2 separate regions of the Homo sapiens genome follow, and region 2 is linked to region 1. Evidence: read pairs that join two places in POLR2A ChIA-PET (ENCODE). Cell type or tissue: Panc1. All regions are shown on one strand.

The links. ChIA-PET counts read pairs that join two places held together with the same protein. Peaks named below come from ENCODE experiments on the same cell type or tissue, not always from the same donor. Only the 100,000 strongest peaks of a DNase experiment are listed, where the experiment ranks them.
Region 2: POLR2A ChIA-PET joins it to region 1 with 16 read pairs; 4 of 35 experiments call an interaction of 5 or more read pairs at or near these places.

What each region holds. Positions count from the first base shown.
Region 1 is chr3:134,269,981-134,272,480 of GRCh38, forward strand. No RefSeq gene overlaps it. Among named protein-coding and RNA genes, the nearest start is that of RYK, 20 kb to the left of the region's middle. In Panc1, no CTCF peak of the experiment used is centred here; no DNase peak of the experiment used is centred here.
Region 2 is chr3:134,477,814-134,480,313 of GRCh38, forward strand. ANAPC13 (anaphase promoting complex subunit 13) reads right to left here. Exons shown (of 3, transcript NM_015391.4): 3 at 1-902. The coding sequence ends at 777. Among named protein-coding and RNA genes, the nearest start is that of ANAPC13, 6.9 kb to the right of the region's middle. In Panc1, CTCF peaks have their summits at 1,907 (motif pointing left) and 2,111; no DNase peak of the experiment used is centred here; H3K27ac peaks cover 506 bases.

The DNA.
Region 1 (2,500 bases):
CACCTGGCTAATTTTTGTATTTTTAGTAGAGACAGGGTTTCACCAGGTTGGCCAGGCTGGTCTGGAACTGCTGACTTCAGTGATCCACCCACCTCAGCCTCCCAAAGTGCTGGGATTACAGGTGTGAGCTACTGCGCCCAGCTGTTTTTTTTTGTTTCGTTTTGTTTTTTTTTTTTTTTATGGAACTATTAGGAGTGCCTGCTGTGGATTCATTAGCCAAAGAAAGATGAGGCATTTTTCCTCCCGATTCAAGGGGGTATGTAGCTCATGCTCTCCTTAAATGTGTAAGGTCAACCTGGCTCCCCAAAACCCAGAAGATCATTATTAGACACATGGTCTCAGAGCTTGGTTAAAGAAGCTAAATTGGATGAATTGGGAGTGGGAGCGGGCCCGAAGTTTGGGCTTCCAGGGAAGGAGGGATGTATCCAGCTGCCAAGAAAACTTCACTGAGGCTGGGAAGAGGAGTACCTCAGATACTGTAAGGAGGCTAGATGTCTGTGGACACCAACTAGTGGCCCTGGTTACCACAGGGGTCTCTGTAGCTGATGCCTGTCTGTGATGAAACCCCTGGGAGGGCCATTTTGGCGTCCTGCCTGGAATGGCAGTGCTGGTCCAAGCTGGAGTCCAAATTTGCACAGGAGTTACACTAGTGGTTCTCTTGGGTATCCACCATGACCAGAGTTGGCTCTTCCCCAGTTGTTCTGGACTAGACAAGCCCCAGATGCTTGTATGACCTGAAGGAAGGGGTAAGAATCACCGAAAATGGGCGGGGGGTGGGTGGCTCAGGCCTGTAATCTCAGCACTTTGGGAGGTCAAGGTGGGCGGATCACTTGAGGTCCGGAGTTTGAGACCAGCCTGGCCAGCACAGTGAAACCCCGTTTCTACTAAAAATACAAAAAATTAGCCGCCATGGTGTGCCCTGGTAATCCTAGCTACTTGGGAGGCTGAGGCATGAAAATCACTTGGGAGATGGAGGTTGTAGTGAGCCATGATTGAACCATTGCACTCCAGCCTGGGTGACAGAGTGAGACTTTATCTCAAAAAAAAAAAAAAAAAGGAGTCACCAAAAATAAAAAATGTCTAGTATAAGACTTCTTGCCAATCACAGTGGGTGGGCCTCAAAGCCAGATTTTATTTGAGAAAAATAAAGGTATATCATCCTTGTGCTTTGAGTACTGTAAAGCAGCCCTTTCTGTTTACTACATTTTCTTTTGTATCTGGCCTCATTCTCAGAATCCTTCAGCTAGATCTTGTCCTTTCTCCCAAAGCCTGTTCTGTGGAGTTCCTTCCTTTACTCAGAATATCCCTTCTACATAGAGTCTGTCTCTACTCCTATCTACCAGGAAAAACGTGAGCTCCTGCAGGACTTCAGGAGTTCCTCATCCTTCCTGCAGGAAATATCATCTTTATGGGTGGTCAGTTTGCATTACTTGAAACCCTTGCTGAATGTAATGCCTGTATTTCCTCAAAGCAAGGATTTTTCTGCAAAGTAAGCCAGAGTTCCCAAACTCTGTTCCACAATACACCAGCTTGATAAGAGGCTCATCATTGTTCCACCAAACTCCTTGTCCGATAAGTTTGGGAAACGAGCATACCAACACCCGCTTTTGGCAAATGAAATGTACAGTAATATATTGAAGCTTGTGAGAAGCTCTATTTAACTTTAACTCAATAATGTCCAGATTTATTTAACTGCAGGATACTTTTCTCATGGCACACTTATTGGCATCACCAGTTCTGCAGGCCCAGTTTGGGAAATGGGTGCAGTGGAAGGAACATTAGACTCACAATGAAAAGAAATATCCTCGTTCACTTGGCTCCCTTGGTGTCCCAGTTCCCTGCCCTTCCTTGGAGCAACGTCTTCCAATTTGCAAAACAAGTGAATAGACCTGATGTTTTCATTCAGACCTGTGACTGGATCTGACTTTTTATTTGACCACGATTAGAAAATTGGAGCCAATGGGGAAATGCTGAGAGTTTATCTAAGAGAAAGGAGACAGCTCTGAATAACGGCGAGAATACATAGATCTGCTTTCAGACCCCAACTCTCTGACCCCTTCCAACTCTGTGACTCCAGGTAAGTGGTAGGTCCTAAGTTGTAAATGGACCCAATAATGTCAACTCTGTAGCAGGCCTTAGGAGAGGATGGCATGAGATTGTGCATTCAAAGCAGCCAACCCATTGCCTGACCCAGAGAAAACATCTGCCACATTATGGCCATAGTGATGAGATCACGCCAAAGAGCCTGGTGACACTTTTTAGAAATTTAGGTATAATTGACTTGAACACCCACCTTTGTTTACATCAGGTCCTCCCCGTCCAAGCCCTTTGTTCCTAGAGTCTGCAGGCTCCAATTTCATCCTACCTGTAATTTCCAGAGTCACAGGGATGCCCTCCCACCTCTGCTCTCAGTTCTGTGTTCCTAGCAGATCCTCATAGAACATCACCCCTTTCCTCCATTTATAGGATCATGAGGGGCAGTGTTTATGTAATAAACTTT
Region 2 (2,500 bases), 210 kb after region 1:
AGACACTGTTTAACAGGCAAATAATTCCAGGAATAAATATACATGAATGTGTTTTTCAAAATACAGGTTCTTATACAAATGTATAACTAAATACTGATTCCATAGTGGGGTGGTTGTAACTGAAAGGGCTTTGAGAAAAGGCTTTGAATAAAACTAGTCATCCACCTAGCCAAAGATCCTTTCCAGCAGCACAAAAGGAATTTGTAAGGAGAACAGAGATTAACTGTCAGATATCTTTCTAATCTGTAAATTTATCCAAAGTTTGAAAATACCATGAAGAATCTTAGGAATGCCAGTAACCAGGGAATGGGATATTTGCATATCACAACATCTACAGGCTAAATACACTCCGAATGCTTCTCAATGTGGGGAAGTATGAGAAGTTAATAATTCTCCTAGTGTCTGGCTTCCTTTTTCTTTGCCTTTCCCTCTCATACGTTCAATCACCTGTGTTACAGGACACACATAAGTAGTTGGAAGGTGTTAAACTTTGACAGCAAAGCAAAATCAGAGGTAGAGGCAAATGTTTAACCAATCATGTTCAAATATAAGCTACTCAATGAAGAGTTTTAGGTTTAAAGAGCGAAATATTCACCATTACTGAGAAATCTCAGTTTCTCATTCAATTTCGCATTGCACTTTGCTACCACAAACTAAATGGGTGTACATTTTTGAGTGCTGATTTATTACTCAAAGGTTTGAATTTGGAGACTGAAACAAACCATGCTTTATCTGTGTACTTTGAGAAAATCCATCCACAAGAAAGGAGCCAAGCGTCAGTTTCCAATGGGGGGAACATTCTCATGGAGGTACTGTAAGGCTAAGTCTGTCCACTTCATTTCTTGTTCTTTGACAGATTCTGTGGTGCCACCATTGTCTTGTTCAGGTTCAGGAAGCTCATTCTGAAAAGGTACAATAGAAATTCAGAACAGTAATATATTCTGCATCTTCTTGGAACTCAAGAACACTTAGAATTAAAGCTTGTGAGTTCCTAGGAACAGGCAACATAATTGATATGTGTATTCTAAAAAAGCTAAAATCATACACGTGAGGAAACTATCAGAAGTATCATTCAAACATGGCCCGGGCCTTCTTCAGTAGGGAATGATGGGCATTTTGACTCTGACATTTGTGAAGGAGGCACTGTGGCAGAAAGGTTAAGGGCAGAGGCTTTTGGAAGCCAACTAGGATCCAAGACCACAACTCTCCCATTTGCTGGGTTACTTGGGCAAGGTATGCAAACCCTTGGGGCCTTTGTTTCTTCCTTGGCAAATGGGAGAACAAAAGAGCCATCACCTCACAGGACTACTGTAAGGATTAGGTGAGGTAATTCAGATCAAGTGCTGAGCACTCTGTGGGGTATCCAGTGCTCAAGGAATATTTGCTATTATTATTAGCGGCTAGGAACACTGAGATGAGTGAATCCTAAATCTTCTTTAGCGGGAGCGTGCTTTAAAAGAATACTAGTTTGCTGGCATATTCCTTAGACACAAGAAATGTATCCAAAAAATTATCTTGGACCCAACATGTCTTTTTTTTTTGAGATGGAGTTTTGCTTTTGTTGCCCAGGTTAGAGAGCAATGGCGTGATCTCGGCTCACCACAACCTCTGCCTCCCGGGTTCAAGCGATTCTCCCGCCTCAGCCTCCCGAGTAGCTGGGATTACAGGCATGCACCACCATGCCCGGCTAATTTTGTATTTTTTTATTTTTTTTTAGTAGAGATGGGGTTTCTCTATGTTGGTCAGGCTGGTCTCGAACTCCCAACCTCAGGTGATCCACCCGCCTCAGCCTCCCAAAGTGCTGGGATTACAGGCGCGAGCCACCGCGCCTGGCCCAACATGTCTATATTATAATAAAAATGGAGGTAGGGCAGGAAACACTGAAAATGTAATTAATAGATAAGACCTCCCTCTAGTGGTGGAGCAGAGCAACAAAAAACACAACAAATGACCAATTCACACCCTACCAGCAATTTTCTTAAAATGGTAAGTCATGGGCCACACTTACTGTAGGATCTGGGATCATTTACTTGTATTTTAAGTTTAAATGTATTACTACTGAAACTCTGCTTTGTACCAGAGTTCACAGATACCAATATATTTCTTTTCAATTATCTGTGTTTTGTTTTATGGTTAGCAAACTGTTATGCGATATCCAGACTTAAAATTTTCCACTGGATTCTAATTTGTAGTATGTGAATATGTTTTCCCCTCTAAAATTATGCTCAATATATATTAAATGATATTTACTTATCTATATTTGAATCACATACATCTTGTTCTACAAGACAGATTCAAACATACTTGAACAGATTGAGAAGAGCTATCATTTATTGTAACGCAATAATATATTATCTTAAACTTAAAAAGAAAGTTCAGTCCTAATAATTACTTATAGATGACAAAGAATAAATAGGTCCTTGGTTAATGAATTCTTTAATTCAGAAGCAGACAACGTTGCTTAATTTCATCCTATCTGTGGTATGCTTTCTAAAATAAT